Regions from separate parts of the Mus musculus genome. Here region 1 is linked to region 2. The links are chromatin loops, found by intact Hi-C in ENCODE. Cell type or tissue: heart. All regions are shown on one strand. Links, peaks and the distances in the headings refer to the core of each region. The heading gives the core; the rest is flanking DNA. Region 1 holds the start of Celsr1 (cadherin, EGF LAG seven-pass G-type receptor 1). Region 2 overlaps Celsr1 (cadherin, EGF LAG seven-pass G-type receptor 1).

Evidence for each region. Hi-C counts contacts between places; a loop is a spot of excess contacts. Peaks named below come from ENCODE experiments on the same cell type or tissue, not always from the same donor. Only the 100,000 strongest peaks of a DNase experiment are listed, where the experiment ranks them.
Region 1: it touches region 2 in a loop (2.9-fold over the local background); 4 of 42 quality-filtered maps call a loop at or near these places.

The regions. Positions count from the first base shown.
Region 1 is chr15:86,027,901-86,037,861 of GRCm38, reverse strand. Celsr1 (cadherin, EGF LAG seven-pass G-type receptor 1) reads left to right here and starts at 4,085. Exons shown (of 35, transcript NM_009886.2): 1 at 4,085-7,680. The coding sequence starts at 4,092. It overlaps Gm34764 (a long non-coding RNA gene), which reads right to left and starts at 3,609. Exons shown (of 3, transcript XR_384307.4): 1 at 3,295-3,609. In heart, for the core only: a CTCF peak has its summit at 4,992; a DNase peak (open chromatin) is centred at 3,631; H3K4me3 peaks cover 1,951 bases; H3K27ac peaks cover 1,775 bases; H3K27me3 peaks cover 2,272 bases.
Region 2 is chr15:85,963,712-85,973,672 of GRCm38, reverse strand. The region is part of intron 2 of Celsr1 (cadherin, EGF LAG seven-pass G-type receptor 1); the gene reads left to right. Among named protein-coding and RNA genes, the nearest start is that of Celsr1, 65 kb to the left of the region's middle. In heart, for the core only: no CTCF peak of the experiment used is centred there; no DNase peak of the experiment used is centred there.

The sequences.
Region 1 (9,961 bases), core at 3,470-5,969, 66 kb before region 2:
CAAAGCCCCAGGTGCGTGTCTTCCCTTCAGTAAACACCTGGTGGACTGGACCACTGTCTAGCACGGACTCAGTAGGAAATGGAATGAAAGTTAAAAGCCATAGCCCTCACCTCTCCTTGGCCATGAACACATAATACAGTATGTATCCAGACTGGAGAGAAGGCTTAGCAGTTAAGGGCACACTGACTGCCCTTCCAGAGGTCCTGAGTTCAATTCCCAACAACCACATGGTGGGTCACAACCATCTGTAATGAGATCGGATGCTGTCTTCTGGTGTGTCTGAAGTGTACTATATACATAAGATAAATAAATCTTTTTTTCTTTTCTTTTTTCTTTCTTTTTTTCTTTTTTGGCTTCTCAAGACAAAGTTTCTCTGTATAGCCCTGGCTGCCCTGGAACTCACTCTGTAAACCAGGCTGGCCTCGAATTCAGAAATCTGCCTGCCTCTGCCTCCCAAGTGCTGGTTCTAAAGGCATGTTCCACCACTTCCTGGCCATAAATAATTCTTAAAAAAAAACAAAAACAAACAAGGGCTGGTGAGATGGCTCAGTGGGTAAGAGCACCCGACTGCTCTTCCGAAGGTCCAGAGTTCAAATCCCAGCAACCACATGGTGGCTCACAACCATCCGTAACGAGATCTGGCACCCACTTCTGGAGTGTCTGAAGACAGCTACAGTGTACTTACATATAGTAAATAAATAAATCTTTAAAAAAACAAACAAAAAAAACCCCAAACAAACCTAAAGTATGTATTCTAGGATGGAATTATATATATATTCCTACCTCCCCAGCCCCAATAGATGATATTTGTTCTCACAATAAGCCTGCATATTATTTTTTCCAATTAATTTAAAAAAATTTTTTAAGATTTATTTATTTATTATATGTAAGTACACTGTAGCTGTCTTCAGACACTCCAGAAGAGGGAGTCAGATCTCGTTACGGATGGTTGTGAGCCACCATGTGGTTGCTGGGATTTGAACTCTGGACCTTCGGAAGAGCAGTCGGGTGCTCTTACCCACTGAGCCATCTCACCAGTCCCCAATTACTTTTTAAAAAAGATTTATTTATTATTATTTCCAAGTACACTGTAGTTGTCTTCAGACACGCCAGAAGAGGGTGTCAGATTGTGAGCCACCATGTGGTTGCTGGGATTTGAACTCAGGACTTTCAGAAGAGCAGTCAGTGTTCTTAACTGCTGAGCCCTCTCTCCAGCCCTCCAATTAATTTTTCTTTATTCATTTTACTTCCCTATCACAGCCCCTCCCTTCTCTCCTCCTAGTTCCACCTTTACAAATCTCTCCCCCAATGCATTTTTTTTAATTATTATTTTTTGTAGGGCTAGGGCTAGAAGCCAGGGCCTGGAGCATGCTGGGTAGATGCTCTATCTCTACCACCGAACTCCACCGCATTTCTGTCCCTTGGATGCTACTGGACCACCCTGAAACCCCATCGCAAGCTGCAGCCTGTCTTTGTATCCCTTTCCTTTAAACCCGGGGGCCTGGATGTGCACAGGGAAAGAGGCCGTAGCTTATGCACTTCGTAGCACTGTGAAATGAGCTCTGCCAGGTTCAGAGAGGGGCACCCTTGGCCCCCACCTGGTGGACTGGGCCTTGCTCCCGACCTGTCTATGAACAGAAGACTCTTATTGGCCTCTGTTGACAGCCTGTCAACCAGACTTGCCCTTGTGGGCTGGCCTGGGCTGGCCTGATCCCTGGGACCAGGAAATGTTAACTGGAAGCTTGCAGGTGTCTGGTTCCAGGAAAGCACCCACACCCAACTTACTCCATGCTTTTGAATTCTGTTTATTTAAACCCAACCCACCCTATTTAAAGACCTATTGCTACATGCGCCGTATGTGTGTGTGTGTGTGTGTGTGTGTGTGTGTGTGTGTGTGTGTGTGGTTTCTCCAGCTTTCTCCCTCCCACACCCAGGGGCTCTTCTTCCTGAGGCTCCAGAACCTTGAATTTCCTGCAAGTGCACCCCCAAGAGTAGCCTGGGGTAAGGTCCTGGCCCTGTCACATTTAAGGGTTAGATTTTTGTCTCCTTCCCACTCTCTTCACACACAGTTCTAAAGAGAGCTCTCAAGATCTATGAGGGTCCAAAAACAACTCTACCTTTAGGTTAGTGTAATGGCTTCTGTTGTTCCCAGTAAGAAAAGATTATTTTCAGCTACTGAGAAATCCCAGAGATTCATCTATGACATAAACTTTATGCTATATGTATGATCGTATATATATGATTAATATCACACATGTGTATATTAGTACACATATATGCTATTAATGCTGAGGAAGCTCCCTTGACTGTTTTTGTTTTTTGTTTTGTTGTCTTTTCTTTAAAGATTTATCTATTTATTTATTTTATGTAAGTACACTGTACACTTTTCAGACACACTCATCGGATCCCATTACAGATGGTTGTGACCACCATGTAGTTGCTGGGAATTGAACCTCTGAAAGAGCAGTCGGTGCTCTTGACCACTGAGCCATCTTTCCAGCTCCCCCCCAACTCCCCCCCCCCACAGGTTTTAAAGCGACCCTGTGTCCTATTGTCCTATTGTCATCCTGCTGGGCCCTGACTGCCTAGAAAACCCAACTCTGATGGTGATCAAGCAGCCTTCAGGGTCCCACTCCTCCAACTGATCCCAGGAGAAATCTTTCAAAGGCAAGAGGCCTGCCCAGTGTGTCCATGCGTGACTGAGGCTGCAGTGGGCTTGGGCCCCTTTCAAGGAGGTGGGGAAAATGTTGCAAAGGTCCGCCTCTCCCCTCCCTAGTTCGGAAGCACCGCCTTTAAGGTGTGCTCCTTTGGAATCTAGGCTCGGTCTTGCGGCTCTGAAGCCACGCCCCACCCTTTCACGCAGGGCGAGAGTGATTCTCCAGCCCCCTTCTGGTTTTCCCCAGGTTCTCACGGATCCTGCCCCCTCAGTGTTTGCTTGTCCCCTGATGGGCAGTAACTAGGGGTTTGGTGACAGACGGTCTCCTCCACCAATGTTCAGGCCCCACAGCATGTTCTGGGGAACAAGGCCCCTCCCACTGTCACCTCCAAACTACATTATTTTTCTTTCCAATTTAAATGTTGCACTTTAAACAAAGTGGAACCCGAATCCGGTTAACTGCCCATGAGATTTCAAAATCCAAGGAACTCCTTGGAGTTAAGCATTTGAGCTCCCGCGAGGCTGGAGTCTAACAGTCTCCCAGTCCCCTGCCACCGCCACGACTCTACCGAAGTTTTCTAGCACCTCTGTATCTTGGAACTCTAGATCTAACTCTCTCGACGCCAGGGGTGGCTTACTCATAGATCTGCACTATCAGGTGCAATGCGAGGATTGAACAGCACTCGGCCCAGAGGAAACTGTACGAGGGACTCTTTAGCAGCCGCGGCCCGGGACTCTAGAGCAGTAGTTGAGCGCCACGCTCCCAGGGCCCGGTCCTCTGCGGATGTTGGGTGCCAAGACCGAAAGGGAAGGGGCTGGAGGCCAGGCCCCGCTAGGGCCGCGCCCCCACGTCTCCATGGAGATCATCGGGGCGCGCACCTCCTGGCTGGCTCCCTCCCCATCATCCTCCCCCTCCCAGGGCTGAACAATGAGCCACTGGGAGGGGGCGGGGCGGGGCCGGGGGCGGGGAGAGAGAGAGAGTGGCGGGGGCGCTGGCAAAGCACACCGCCTAGCCAGCAATCCGTCGCCAGGGTCTGCGGGCGGTGTGGTGATCGCAGCCCCCGCCCCGCCCCGGGCCCGCCCAGCTTCCCACGCCCGCCCAGCAGAGTCGGTGCTGGGGCCACCTGGAGCCGCCTGGAGCCGGCGCTGCTGCAGGTTGATGCGCGGCGCCCTCCCGGGACGCACGGAGGAGCCATCTTGAAACCAACTTGGCAAACTTTCGCAAAGTGCTCTCGAAGTGGAAGCTGAGCGGGAGGCCGGGCGCGCGGCCCCCGGTGTCCTCGCCAGGGCCCCCGGGGAGGCAGAGCGCGGGCCGCCCCGAGGGCCCGGCGCTGGGCGCGCGGGAGCCGCCCCCCGGCCGCGCCGGGTGGATGCGGAGGTGCGCCGGGTGCATGGATTGTGCTCCGGCGCCCGGCTCGGGCTGCGGCTCCGGGCCATGGCGCCGTCATCGCCGCGCGTGCTGCCCGCGCTGGTGTTGCTGGCCGCCGCCGCCCTGCCAGCCCTGGAGTTGGGAGCAGCCGCTTGGGAGCTGCGGGTGCCTGGCGGGGCCCGCGCCTTCGCTCTCGGACCCGGCTGGAGCTACAGGTTGGACACCACGCGCACGCCTCGGGAGCTGCTGGACGTGAGCCGCGAGGGGCCAGCAGCCGGTCGGAGGCTTGGGCTTGGCGCGGGGACTCTGGGCTGTGCCCGCTTGGCCGGGAGGCTGCTGCCGCTGCAGGTCCGGCTGGTCGCCCGCGGCGCCCCGACGGCCCCGAGCTTGGTACTAAGGGCACGCGCCTATGGTGCCCGCTGTGGGGTCCGGCTGTTGCGCCGCTCGGCCCGCGGTGCAGAGCTGCGCTCTCCGGCCGTCCGCTCAGTTCCTGGACTTGGAGATGCGCTCTGCTTCCCGGCCGCAGGCGGCGGCGCAGCCTCGCTGACTTCGGTGCTTGAGGCCATCACCAACTTCCCCGCCTGCAGCTGCCCGCCGGTCGCCGGGACCGGCTGCAGGCGCGGACCCATTTGCCTGCGGCCAGGAGGTTCAGCTGAGCTGCGTCTGGTGTGCGCCCTGGGACGCGCGGCAGGCGCCGTTTGGGTAGAGCTGGTAATAGAGGCGACCTCTGGGACGCCCTCAGAGTCGCCCTCGGTGTCGCCATCGTTGCTTAACCTGTCCCAACCTCGGGCGGGGGTGGTGCGACGGTCTAGGCGGGGCACGGGCAGCAGCACGAGCCCGCAGTTCCCGCTGCCCAGCTACCAGGTGTCAGTGCCTGAGAATGAGCCTGCGGGCACTGCGGTCATCGAACTGCGCGCGCACGACCCAGACGAAGGCGATGCAGGACGCCTTAGCTACCAGATGGAGGCGCTGTTCGATGAGCGCTCTAATGGCTACTTCCTCATCGATGCCGCCACGGGTGCAGTGACCACAGCCCGCTCCCTGGACCGGGAGACCAAGGACACTCATGTACTCAAAGTTAGTGCTGTGGACCACGGCTCCCCGAGGCGCTCAGCTGCCACCTACCTCACCGTAACTGTCAGTGACACTAACGACCACAGCCCAGTCTTTGAGCAGTCTGAGTATCGAGAGCGAATTCGAGAAAACCTGGAGGTGGGCTATGAGGTTCTGACCATCCGTGCCACCGACGGGGATGCCCCTTCCAACGCAAACATGCGCTATCGTCTGCTGGAGGGCGCAGGTGGTGTCTTTGAGATAGACGCACGATCAGGTGTCGTGCGCACACGGGCTGTGGTGGACCGTGAGGAGGCGGCTGAGTACCAGCTGCTGGTGGAGGCCAATGACCAGGGTCGCAATCCAGGCCCACTCAGTGCCTCAGCCACCGTCCACATAGTGGTAGAAGACGAGAATGACAACTACCCCCAGTTCAGTGAGAAGCGCTATGTGGTTCAAGTCCCAGAAGACGTAGCCGTCAACACGGCTGTGCTTCGAGTCCAGGCCACTGACCGGGACCAGGGGCAGAATGCAGCCATACACTACAGCATCGTTAGTGGCAACCTGAAGGGTCAGTTCTACCTGCATTCGCTTAGTGGGAGCCTGGATGTTATCAACCCGCTGGACTTCGAGGCCATCCGGGAGTACACCCTGCGCATCAAAGCCCAGGATGGGGGCCGGCCTCCTCTCATTAATTCCTCAGGACTGGTCTCGGTGCAGGTGTTAGATGTGAACGACAATGCGCCCATCTTTGTGAGCAGCCCCTTTCAGGCTGCCGTGCTAGAGAATGTGCCCCTCGGCCACTCAGTCCTGCACATCCAAGCGGTGGACGCAGATGCAGGGGAGAACGCCAGGCTGCAGTACCGTCTAGTGGACACAGCCTCCACTATCGTGGGGGGCAGCAGTGTCGACTCTGAGAACCCTGCCTCTGCCCCAGACTTCCCCTTCCAAATCCACAACAGCTCCGGTTGGATTACTGTGTGCGCGGAGCTGGACCGTGAGGAGGTGGAACACTATAGCTTTGGAGTAGAAGCAGTGGACCATGGCTCACCAGCCATGAGCTCCTCTGCCAGCGTGTCCATCACAGTGCTGGATGTAAATGATAACGACCCCATGTTCACGCAGCCTGTGTATGAGCTGCGTCTGAATGAGGATGCGGCTGTCGGGAGCAGCGTGCTGACCCTCAGGGCCCGAGACCGTGATGCCAATAGTGTGATCACCTACCAGCTGACGGGTGGGAACACCCGCAACCGCTTCGCACTCAGCAGCCAGAGCGGCGGTGGCCTTATCACCTTGGCACTGCCCCTGGACTACAAGCAGGAACGGCAGTATGTGCTGGCTGTGACCGCGTCCGATGGCACGCGTTCACACACCGCGCAGGTCTTTATCAACGTTACAGATGCCAACACCCACAGGCCGGTCTTCCAGAGTTCCCACTACACGGTCAGTGTGAGTGAAGACCGGCCCGTGGGCACCTCCATCGCTACCATCAGTGCCACGGATGAGGATACGGGTGAGAACGCCCGCATCACCTATGTGCTAGAGGATCCCGTACCACAGTTCCGCATTGACCCGGACACTGGCACCATCTATACCATGACGGAACTGGACTATGAGGACCAGGCTGCCTACACGCTGGCCATCACGGCTCAGGACAATGGCATTCCTCAGAAGTCAGACACTACCTCTCTGGAGATCCTTATCCTCGACGCCAATGACAACGCGCCCAGGTTCCTGCGAGATTTCTACCAGGGTTCTGTTTTCGAGGATGCCCCCCCATCTACCAGTGTCCTCCAGGTCTCTGCTACAGACCGTGACTCAGGCCCTAATGGCCGCCTCCTGTACACTTTCCAGGGTGGGGATGATGGAGATGGAGATTTCTACATTGAGCCCACGTCTGGTGTGATCCGTACCCAGCGCCGGCTGGACAGAGAGAATGTGGCCGTGTACAACCTTTGGGCTCTCGCTGTGGATCGGGGCAGCCCGAATCCCCTCAGTGCGTCAGTGGGAATTCAGGTGAGTGTGTTGGACATTAACGACAACCCCCCAGTGTTTGAGAAGGACGAGCTGGAGCTGTTTGTGGAAGAGAACAGCCCTGTGGGTTCAGTGGTAGCAAGAATAAGGGCCAACGACCCGGACGAAGGTCCGAATGCTCAGATCATGTATCAGATCGTGGAGGGCAATGTGCCCGAGGTCTTCCAGCTGGACCTACTGAGTGGTGACCTCCGTGCCCTGGTCGAGTTGGATTTTGAGGTCCGGAGGGACTATATGTTGGTGGTGCAGGCCACGTCTGCTCCTCTGGTAAGCCGGGCCACCGTGCACATCCGTCTCCTGGACCAGAATGACAACCCACCGGAGTTGCCTGACTTCCAGATCCTTTTCAACAACTATGTCACCAATAAATCCAACAGCTTCCCCAGTGGTGTGATCGGCCGCATCCCAGCCCACGACCCTGACCTATCTGACAGCCTCAATTACACCTTTCTGCAAGGCAACGAGCTGAGCCTGCTGCTGCTGGATCCCGCCACAGGAGAGTTGCAGCTCAGCCGGGATCTGGACAACAACCGGCCACTGGAGGCGCTCATGGAGGTGTCTGTGTCAGGTGAGTGGCCTGTGGGCAGGAGCTGCTCCCTCGGGACTCCCAGAGAACCTCCGGGACCCGCCAATAGCCGCCTGGGCATGCTTAGACACATTTGGGCAGGGCCTGGGCAACCATCTTGGCATTTGCTGCTGTGATTGGTTGCATGGTGGGGGCGTGCTCCCTACCCAGGTCCGTGGAGGAGGAGGCCCCCTCATTGCCTTCTTCAGCAGGTTTGTGGGGAGCAAGCCTGGGCTGTTTCAAGTTCAAATGTAGGGTTTTTTATGCTTCTCCCAAATCATGCTGTTAAAACCCGGCCTTGGGCTTATCCAAGTTGTCTGGTTTGTCCAATGATGTTCTTTAGTAAGCCTGCAGCATGCGTGGCTGTCTGGAAGGATCAAAGGTCACTCCCTGCTCCATGTGCCAATTAGTTCCCGGGTGGGACCGTTGGAAATTGCTGGATGGTCCCTGAGTCACCCTGTAATATGACTGGGGTTCCCTCGGTCTAGCTTTTCTGTCTCCTCTAGATAATAACAATGGACTCATGTGTGCTGCCCCTGGGTGACTCTTTGAAAAAGCACAGCCCCCGTTTGATCTTGGCTCTGGTCCCTGGACTCCGGCTTATAATTTGGGAGTTTGTTCATAGGCTATGCAACTTAGTGTGAGAACCAGCAGCCTGCTTCAGGGCTGGTGGGGAGGTGCAGGAGGATGGGCAGAAAGGAGAGGAAGTGCCCGCTCAGCCATCACAGGCTTGGCAGTAAACCTGCTGGGTAACAAGGCCTGGGTGCTGGGAGACCCGGAGGAGAGAGGGTTGAACAGGGGGCTAAGGGACAATGAAAGGGCCCTAGTGACTCTGGGAGGGACCCTGGCTGCCTGGGAGTCACAGGTGTGGATTCCATCAGCTGGGACAGGCCACTGACCAATATACCAGGGAGGAGAGCTCAGGCGTGTGGAGTCCTTAGTCTGTGTTTCATGTGGTGAGCCGGTTATGAGATTTGATAGAACTGAAGCTCTGTTTCCTCGTCTCATTGCACTGTTGGCTGAGAGTCTTATTTGTGCAGGAGGAGCTGGGGAGTCACTAGGTGCCCTCCCAAAAGGTCTCTTAATATCATGTGGGACTTGAGGGCTTGGTTTTAAAGCAGTGTAGTGACCCAACATGGCTTTGGTCACGACCTGTTGGGGAGAAAGTGGAGAGACCACCTTGGAACAGGCTGCTAAGTTATTAACCAGGGTTGTGGCTGCTTCTAGAAGGTTCTGTTTCCTTCCGGTCTATGTCTTCTGGATAAAGTAGAGTAGAAACTCTGGCAAAATGGTTGGGTTTAGGTCTGGGGGAGTATTTAAGAGTGTTTAAGGGGAGGCAAGTTCATGCTGGGGACAGGGGCATTTGTGTGTCTGCCATGGATCAATTCACAGGGGTGTGGTTTGTAGTACTTGTGTCGTTGCACAGTCAAACCACAGCTGTGGTGCATCAGGGCTCCGATTGCTTGGTAATCATCAGGGACTCTTGTCTGAAATGGTGTTCTCCTGTGAACCTGGGGCCTCATGTGCCCAGGTTCATCGCTGGGTGATGATCATTCCCTCTGACTCTAGCTCCAGGCAACTTTCTAAACTCCCACATTCTTACTGTCCCTCTGGCCACTAGAGGTTTCCGCATGAAGATACGGAGGCTCAGAGGTGTGAAGCAATAGTCTGTGGGGTGGGGGGATTCTGTGATCAGGATAAAAGCTGACCCCACCTAAGGGCAAAGGTTTGAGGGATGAACCTGCTAAACAGATTTGATTCCACTGCCGTTTGGGCGATCAGTTGGGATGTGCATGCCGCCATGCTGCCGGCCCTTAGACCTTTGGCTGTTTCATTCTTCAAAGAAGAGACTCACTGTGACCCGCCAGGCCTGCAGGTCTCAACAGCAGGCCAGGGAAAAGACCAGACCAGGCCTGGGTTCTCCCGGAGGCGACTCTCGAATTTTATGAAGGAACAGTGTGGGAAAGCTGTTGATTCAGGCTCACTCAACACTGCTTTCAGTGCCACGTAATTGGCTTTACAGTATTTAACAGCCATGCCCTAAAGCCTTTGAAGCTATGACTGCCCTGAAGTGCTAGATTGGGTCTTCCGGGAGGCCTTCCTGGAAGGGCTGTGAGCTGTGAACCCCGAGAAGAGCCTGATGAACTGGGGAGGTGCACCTGGGGCCCAGCGGATGTGAGGGATGTACTGGCCGGGGGTGGGGTTGAGGGACTTGGGCTGGGGGGACTGGGGGAGGGTGGGGAGCTGAGGGTGGGGGGTGGCCCTTTTCACTATAAAGAGATTA
Region 2 (9,961 bases), core at 4,935-7,434:
CAGGATGGGCCCTCCCATCATCTCCACATCCTCTTGTGGCTGGTGCTACCAGCAGCTAGCTGGCTTGAGTTCCCTTAACCCCGAATCTGGAATCTGGAATGTTCCAAAATCCAAAACTTGGCGTGCACCAACATGATGCCAAAGTGGAAAATTCCACATCTGACCTCACGTGATGGGTTACAGTCAGAATGCAGGTGTGTCTACAAATTTGTATAAAGTTACCTTGAGGCTACATGTCAAATGTATACATGAACCATAAATGAATTTTGTGTTTAGTCTTGATACCCCTCCCAAGCTCGTTATGTGTATACGGAGATTCCAGAACTTTAAAAAGAACCTGCTGAAATCTAAAACCTTCTCATCCTAGGCACGCTTTTTTTTCTTTCTTTGAACTAAGGTCCTCTGGGGAGTTGAGGTTGACCTTTGAACTCACGATCCTCCTGCCTCAGTCTCCCGAGTGCTGGGATTTCAGGCTTATGCCGCCATACTTGTCTGTGTGGGTATGGAATGAGGGATCTGGGTTTGTATAAGGGATCTACATAGCCTGTACTGCCACCGGTGAGGTAAGATGCTTGAGCCATGTCCCTTTATGTTTCTGAAGGCCCCGAAGGCCATGGTCGAGGTATGCCCAAAGTGGGGGTGGGGGGGGTGCTTCCTGTCTCTTCAGGACTTGTTAGCCACTTGACCTATGCTGCATGGCTACTGCCTATACCTCTCCACAGTGCATGCTTCCTGTGGCCTGGTCTAAATTCTCTCTTACACAGACATCAGCCATTGGAGTAATCATCCCGAATCCAACATGTCCTCCTCTGAGCTCCCCTATACCTGCAAGAGCCTATGCCTAAATAAGTCCTACTCACCGGTGCCAGACTTAGGCAGTTCTAGACCGTCACTTCAGGGAACAACTTACTCTGCCCCATGATTCCTTTTGCTTCTTGCCCGTGTGTGTGTGTGTGTGTGTGTGTGTGTGTGTGTGTGTGCTCACATATGTGTGCGCATATGTGCGTGGGTCTAGTTCCTGCCTGGGGCAGGTGTGCTCTTGCTAAGAGGCAGTTTCCTGAGCATGGTTGTACACAGGGGTCTGAGCCAGAAGCAAGAGCAACCTGAGCCTTATCAGTCAGCTTGCAGATGGCCAAAGAAGAGTGAGTAAGAAAAGCGGAGTTAGTAGTAGGGACATGACTGGCTGTCTGGTCAGTCCTGTATTGGGTGTCTCAGCCATGGGTGAGATGGGGCCTAGCTTCCCTCACCTGACTTGTGGGCATCTCTGTTTTATACACTGTCTGGGCTGGAGGGCTGCAGGTCATCACAGCTGGGCTCACTTGGGGATGGGGAGGGCCTTGGGCTCTAAACTGAAGGATTTGGGCAAGTCTGCCTCCTCTTGGAGGCCTCGGTGGAGAGCCTGCTTTCCCCTCAGCCTCAGCAGCTACCTGTGTTGCCCTTTGCAACCTCCATCCTTGCATCCCACATTCCATCCTCCCCATCCGTTTCCTACAGAATGCTATGATGGCTTTGTCTCTTCTCCCAGTAACCCAGGGTGATCTCTCTCTCTCTCTCTCTCTCTCTCTCTCTCTCTCTGTGTCATGAACCTCATTCTGCAGAGTGTATAAAGCCCCAGCTCTCGGGTGTGGGGTATAATCTTTGGATCCATAATTTTGTGATTGCTACCTCTGGCACCCACTAGGTTGTCAGTAGAAATTTGCTGAGGGCATAAGAGAGCTACCAGACCCCGTGACTTCAGCGTGTGGCCAGGGCTTGGCTGTTCCCCCTGTTTAATGCCACTGTGGAGCCCTGACCTTCAAGCTTCCATAGAGAAATTGAGCCTCTGACCTGAGTGGTGACCCCAGAGGACTTTAGGGAAGGCAACCGTTTGCTAGTCTCCGCCCCATCCATCTTCCCCATAGCATCAGACAAAGCCCCTCTGTCTTGCCTGGGACCATAGGGGCCAGAGCAAGAGCTATGAAGGCATTGATTCCAAGCAAGAAGTTAGCACAAGACCTATTCAGAGGAGGATTTCCTCAGCACACCACTGTGTGGAGAGGGCTCCCATGCTGAGGGAAGTCTCCAGTATCCCTGCTCGGGCTGAGGACAGACTTTTGAAGACTGATACTTCAGTGCGTGTGTGTCCATGTCCTGGGTAGTTCTTTCTGTCTGTGAAGGCCTTAGAGTTCCCAGTTGGCTGCTGTGCCTGCTCTATGTGATTCAGACTTCCAGCCAGACCCCACCCCACAGGATAAAGGCCTCCCAGTCTTGAGGTCTCCCTTCCTTGCCTCCTCCTTCCCTCCTGTCTCTGTTTCTGTCTGTCCATCCCTTTCATTCTCTCCCATTCCCTCCCTTCTCCTTTCCTTCTGTCCCCATACCAACTGCTAAATACCGTGTTAAAGGGCCAGTGAGATGGCTCAGGGAGGCAAAGGGACTTACACAGGCCTGGCAGTTTGAGTTTAATCTCCAGAACTATGTAAAGGAAGGAACCAACTTCGTGAACTTTTCAACTGATATATATATATATCATGCACACATGCATATTTTTTTTTCAAATCAGAAATTGTGTTAAAGCCAGGCGTGGTGGTGCACGCCTTTAATCCCAGCACTCGGGAGGCAGAGGCAGGCGGATTTCTGAGTTCGAGGCCAACTTGGTCTACAAAGTGAGTTCCAGGACAGCCAGGGCTACACAGAAAAACCCTGTCTCGGAAAAAAAAAAAAAAAAAAGAAAAGAAAAGAAAAAAAAGAAATTGTGTTAAAACAGTGGTCCTTAATGCTGTAGCCCTTTAATACAGTTCCTCATGTCACGGTGACCCCCCCCCCCAACCATAAAGTTATTTCATTGCTCCTTCATAACTGTAATTTTGCTACTGTTATGAATCATAACGTAAATATCCGATAGGCAGGATATCTGTCTGATAACGCAATCCTGAAGGGGTTGTGCAACCCACAGGTTGAGAACCACTGTGTTAAAAAGTTCGTTTAAATCTACAAAAAGCACACTGCATGCTGTCACTTGGGCCGTCTGGCCGTCTGTCTGTCTGTCCCTGTGCCATAGTTTTCCAGTCTCTGGGTCTTCACTCTGAGCTCCTCTCACTGGCTGAAAAGAGACACAGCTCTGGGGATCGGGATGTGGGTGTGTCCTCTGGCAGCCCTTCCTGTACCACAGGGGGTTCGTTATCTTCTGGTCTCCTCTGCCCAGTGGCTTCAAGGCCATGGAGGTGGCTGTATTCTAGGGGGTGTGTTCCAAATGTCATTGCAGTACAGGACCCTTTTGGAAGCTGCTCAGAACACTGAGGCTCGGGGTGACACCCCCTCTCCCCCCTCGGGCTCTGCAGGCCCCCACCCTCAGACAGGCAGGTGGCTTCTCCAGGTAGGGAACCTTGCGGGTGGGTGGAGAGCTGATTCTTTACCGCTGGAATGCATTTTATATATATATATATATATATATATATATATATATATTTAAAAAATGGGTGTGACTGGAGTTCTAAGAATTTGCTTCAAAGACAATGAAGTCATCAGAAAAAGACAGACCCTGGACAAGCCCCAGCACTGTGGCCCCTCCTGGCCTCAGGGCTTCCTCTCCCACTGGCTGCCCCTTCTCCTAGGAGCCTTGGCGAGGGGCAGCAGGTGTCTGGGTCCTCTGTTGAGATCTGGGTAGTTTGGCCAGCGGGGAGGGGCTGGGCCACCTGAGCTTGTGGTTCTTCAGTCCCCCAGGAGGTGAGAAAGTCAAACAAAGCTGGAAACTCCCAAGGGGGAAGGGAGGACAGACTAGAACCTGGCAGTCTGCCTGGAGTGAGGAAGGAGGGAGGGAGGGAGGGAGGGAGGGAAGGAAGGGCTGGAGTGACAGTTGCCTGGAGGGGCGGAGTCAGGGCCTGGAGTGACAGCAGCATTCTAGGACCTATGCCAAAGGAGTTCTATTCCCTCACCCACCCTCTGGGTACTTGAGATGGCTCCCCAGCCAGGAGTGACTGGTCTCCCTGCTTCTGGGATAAATATATAATCTGCAAAGCAAAAGCCATTGGCTGGTGTTTGGATAGTAAACCTCTGTCCTGGGCAGTGGTGCTTTGCCAGTTTGATAGAAGTTTTGAGGCCTGAGCCATCATCTCCTGACACCTTCTTATGGTGCCGATCCTAGATATTTACATACTCTAGACCCATCCCTGCGGACTCCATACGGACACCGCTGATGCCGGCGTGGGTTACCCTTGCAGCTGTGTGAACTGACACAAGTTCCCACCTCCTCTGGGCCTTCAGCACACTGAAGCCTGCCTAGAAGAGAGCTTGTCTGGTGATGGCACAGACTGGTCTGTGATACGACTGCTCTCATGGTGCTTTCAGCATTTTCAGCCCTCAGTGTGGCCCCTGGAACAGCCAGAAAGCAAGCATCAGTGGCTAGCCCTGTCAGTCTGCTGGTCTCTGAGGTCTCCTCTGCAAAGCCAGCCTGCAGGATGCTGTCTCTCACTTCTCTACTTGGGTTTACTTGTGGGTATACCTGAGGCTGGAGGTTCTTCCTCAGGTCTGTTCAGAATCTTTGGGCTTGAAAGAGATCCCGGGTCCAAAGGCAACCTCATGTCACGATCCATGTGGGTTAAAGGGTCTGCTCTGTCTGAGCGCTGCAGCTGGCCGCAACCCTCTCTCTGCCTCACCTCTCACTGCCTCTAGCTTCCTCATCGCCCTTGGATCTGCTTTAAGACTCAGTTCATCTTTTTTGTTTTCCCAAACATTTGGCCTGTTTAAGAGACTTTGCAGCTGCAGGTAGCATGGTTTTGCTCATTCTTATAGCTCCAGTTTCTTAAAGTGTCCCATGATGGGCAATTCATTGAATAAGCAGGCAAATGATAGGCGGGCGGATGGATAAAGAAGTTCATCTGGAGGGATGATGGATAGGTGGATGGGAGATGAATAGATGGGTGAAGGGACAGACAGACCAGTGGATAGAGGAAGGTGGATGGTGGGCTCGTGGATTCACGGAAGGATAGATCAACGGATGGAAGAGTATGAGTGGTGATTGGGTAGGAAAAGGGACGAGTGGGTGGGTGGAAACCTGGAAGGATGGGTCGGTCTGCTTAGCGTAGCGCTCCGTGACTTCTCACTGGCACCCGCCTTTCAGTGCCCCAGAGTGCCACTCTCCCATCACAGCCCTTCCTGTGGTGGTGGGGCCTCTGCATGGCGTTGCACAGTGGCTTCTGTGCTAGGACGCAAGGTTCCTTCCTGGGCCCGAGCTCGGATGAGGCTTCCGGCGGGCCACTCTAGGGATCTGTGTGTTTATGACCTGACTTTGGTTGATCTATCCTCAGTTCCCAATGCCACCCCCAGTCCCCCACCCCCTCCCTTGCTGTGTTCACCACCCGTCCTGCTGGTTCTCAGCTCTGCCCGAATTTGCCAGTTTCCAAACTTTTGTGTCTTTTATGCGTTGGGTCTGAGCTCTTTACCATTGGTTGGGGCCTTTGGAAATTCTAGTTTTTCTAGTTTCAAGCCTTCAAGTCTTTATGAAAAGAGAAAGGATTTGTCTTTTTTATTTAGTTAGAAACTTAAGTTGACAAAACTTTGCCTGCCCTTCCCTTCCAGGGGCACACCTTGCCCACTATGAACTCGCAAGGGTCTGGGCACTGTGCTTCTCTGATGCTGGGCTAGGCCTTCTGCTTTTCTAGTCCCTACTCCTGCGTGTGTGCACTGAAGTGGGTCTCAGAGCCAGCAGCTCCTCATTTCCTCTCCCAAACTGAACACGACTACCCTCTGCTCCGTGGCTTCCCTGGACCTGAGTCCTTTCACTTCCATTGGAGTCAAAGCTCCCTGACTACTCTCACCTACCAGCTGACTCCTTCCTATAACAGGCAACCCATTTGCCTAAGTCCTATGGCTTTTGTTTAGACCGAGGGTCAGTGGCTCTGACAGTACCAGCTTGAGTCTCTGGGCAGACAGGACATTACTCACACACATCTAGGTAGGGTACTTATTCAGTGATAGGACATGCATGAGACTCGGGGCTAGCCTGGCCTCAACTCGGGGGACTTTCCTGCAGAACTCTTTCTATTCTTTTTCAGTGGGTTTATGTGTATGCAGCCTTAACGAGGCTAAGGCCAGTGTTCCTCATGGGCCTTGTGGCATGCTCTGCAATATTGAGCTCAGCGATCAGGTTGTCCAAGCTAACCTTACCTTGGTGTGGTGGAGGGGCTACCTATGACATGGGCGTGCAAGGGCAGATGTGGGGAGACATGCTCCAGGGTGGAGAACAACTCAGCAAGTGGCGTTTGACTCTAAGCAGAACACCTGGATGTTCAGGGAACGCCAAATTCTGAACCGTGAAATCTTAGAAAAAGGACGAACTTAAATCACGGCAGTAAGCCTGGAGAAGATTTATTTAATCGAAATGGCACTTCTTGATAGCTGTGGTGGAAGGCCAAGGGTCAAGAGCTCTGGGCCATAGAGTAACTGTTTCAGGAAGAAAAATGATAGGCCAGAGAGGGCTCAAGAGGGAAAGGCACCTGCCATCAACCAAGCCCGAGTGAATTTGAGTTGGGTGAGTTTGAGTCCAGCACCCATAGAAAAGCAAGCGAACAAGCAAGGGTGGGTGGAGATGGCTCCGTGGTTAAGAGTGTTTGCTGCTCTTCCAGATGTCCCCGTTCCTAACACCAGGGTCAGTAGCTCACAATGGTCAGCATCTCTAGCTCCAGAACCTCTAACATCTAACACCCTCTTCTGGCCTTCTCAGGGACATAGACACACAGACACGCAGACATGCACACACACACACACACACACACACACACACACACACACACACGCATGCATGTACACACATATACACAGAAACATATGCACACAGAGAGAGAGCAAGAGAAATACAGAGAGAGAGAGAGAGAGAGAGAGAGAGGAGAGAGAACGAGAGGCATAGAAAAGACCAAAGCATGCCTTTTACAGTTGCTTTATGAGATGAGAGGATTAAGGATGCAGGACTTACAGACTTGACCTGTAGTATTCTCATGGGCTAAAACGACTTGCAGAATTAGAAGCCGTCACTGCTCAAGGTCTCAAGTGTGCGTGCTACATGGTCAAGTTGGCAGCCCCAGGTTGACATTGCTTGGAGCATGCATGCACTGTAAACTGAACACCCCCACCCCAGGGCATCTGACTAACCTCATGCAGAGAAGCCACATGGAAGATAATGTGCAAGGAAAGGCCTCAGTGAGCCAAGATGCATCCCTGATGCCTTGGCAAGAGTGACTGCTGTGACCAGTGTTCTCGTGGGAACATCAGAACAGCCCGCATTGGCTTCCAAAGGACCCAGAGATGAGGCTCCATCCAGGGCTGCTGTGGGTTATCTTCTTCAGCACAGTGACCGCAGCTCACAGTGCCTTATATAAAAGTGGTGTGTGTTTAACCCTACAGTTGGTTCTTTGTCTGAATCTCCCCACACTGCTGGGATCAGAGGAAGAATGATGCCTGCTTTGTAACCTCACGGTTAGCTCAAGCGTGAATCATTGCCTTGGCTTTGTGGGAAGCCCTGGCACTGTATGATATCATCCCACAGACACCCGCCAGTACCTGCAGCATACCCAGCTCTCCTCAGACACCCCCTCATGATGGGCACTAGTCCAGCACCCTAACACGCAAGGCACCCACTGTGGTCCAGGTGTTCTCGGACTTGGCCCTAAATTGAACCCCATGGCTGCACCCCCACTGCATGCTCCCACATAGTGGTGTTGCAGGTGGAGCTGGGGGAGATCCTGGGTCCTGGACCTGCTCAGAGTGCAGTGAAACTCCCTGCAGCATGAGCCACAGTCAAGGGCAGTCTTGGGGAAGGGACATAGACGGTCTTCAGAAATGGAGGGAGAGGCACCTCAGGTCAGCTATCAATGGGTTTCGTCATCAGTGACTAGACAGCTGTAAGGCTCCTCTAGTGATGCTCAGAGTTCTGGGATCCTGACCAGAGGAGCAATGTGACTACGTTAGAGCCAAGAGTGTGGGGCGAATGATCTAGGTCTGTGCTTTTGAGGGCCAGGGGCATGGTAGGGTGACATCTTTGTGGAGTAGTGGCATACTAAGCCAGTGGGTGAGTGTGTTCAGAGACCAGCACTGTAGGAAGTGGTCTACTGTGTCACAGGCAGAGCAAGAGGCTTTGTGAGTCAATGAAACTGGTATAAGGTACATATTTGGGGGGTGCTTGGGTTTAAGGTGAAGGTTCCGGCAGTGGGATGGGGGCATGGGATGTGAGAACGATAGAGGAGGGAGGGGAGGGCCAATGGCATGCGGGTGTCTCCAAGACTCAAAGCCTACCTCCCTGGGCAGATGGTGGAACTCTTAGTCTAGATGGGGGGGGAGGGGGACCTAGAGAGAAACAGGAATTGGGTGGGCTATTGACTGGGCCCCGAGATATACAGCCTTTTGCCTGGGAAGGGAAAAGTCTGGAGGACCACCCCCGCGCCCCAGCCCCAGCCCCAGCCTCAGAGCCTTCCTCTTACAGAGTCCACACTGGACAGACATGAGTTCTGGGATAAACAGAACCACTGTGCAGATTGAGAGCTCCCCACATCCTATCTACACAGGACCCAGCATGTGGTCTCACGGGAAACCTGGGTCTTTTAGACACAGCCAGACACTTGAGGGCAAGTCATGTAGGACTTAGGGTGGGCCCTCTTCCATTTCCAGGGTCTTTAAAAGATAAAGTTGGGGGTGGGGGAGCAGACTGGGCTTCCACATCTGCAGTCCCACGGCTAGGTAGGACTGGAGTTTGGAGGGTCTTACAGGGCAAAGGCTGGCTTTCTCTTCTGGTGGGAAAGTTTGGACAATCCCTGGAGCCTGGAGCCTCCAAAGTCCCCTGCTCTCAGGCACTGGCTGTGAGGAGGGTGAAGGCAGGGCCCTTGGTCTTCACGCTTTAGGGAGCATAAGGCCAGAGTGTCTCTTGGGCGGCTTTGGTCACAGAATGTGCTGGGCGTCAGCGAGCATGGGCTAACCTGGCCTACAGTAAAACTTCTCTCCCAAAGGGGAGAATTTAAGGTGTCTGAAGGAAGAGAGAGAAAGCTCTAAGTTGCAACTTCAATGATGGGCCCTCCCAAGGGTTGCATAGAAGGCTTTGAGCACTGACTGCGTGCTTGAGTGTGAGAGTGTGTGTGTGAGGAGGGGGGTTCATATGAGATGCTCTGTGAGGTGAGTGTGCTTGAGGAGAGTACGGCTGTGAGCATGCGCGTTTGAGACCGAGTCTGAGGCCACAGGGGTAAGGATGTATGTGCCGGTCGGGGTGTTTACAAATGTGAACATGAACGTGTTTGTGAGGGTCTGAGGGTTTGAGTGTGTGACCCATAGGGCGGTGTGAGTGTGTGCAGGTGTGAATACAGGCACGTGAACTCGAAGGTTCCGGCAGGGTGGCCAAGCTCAGAGCCGTGTCCGGCAGGGCCCTGGGCTCCAAGGAGCAGCTTGGGAGATGGACGTATCCACTCTGTGGACCTGAGATGAGCCAGCATGAATCAGTGACTGTTTCTCACCTGCTTCTGCACACTGGCAGCCTCTCTCTGTCCTTTTCTCTGAGCCCATCTCAGCTACTGCAGAACTGGTGGGTGGATGAGAACACACCAGCCTGACCTGAGCCTGGCCTGATAACAGTCTTTCCATGGGTGGGCCTGAATAGCTGTAAAGGTATATAGCAGGTTAGTGACCCCAGCTGCCTTCTGTCTCAGCAGATTTGTTTTCTGGGCTACCGAAGCAGCAGCTTGGGACTCAGTGGGACTTGTCTTTGACACAGAAGAGAACTCCCAGAGGATCTTTTACCCCTATAATCCGTCATTCTTGGGTCACCTCCAGAGCAAGGCATTTCTGCTTTCAGGGAGCAGTACATGTGGATCTGCAAACTGGCAGCAAGCTCTGCCCAAGCCCCAGGTCCAGGTGTCACTGTGGCATCCAAGTCAACTGTGTGACTCAGGGGACAACCACTGTCCACTGGCTCTCCCTTAGTCTCTGTGCTCATTAGTTTTTTTATCAA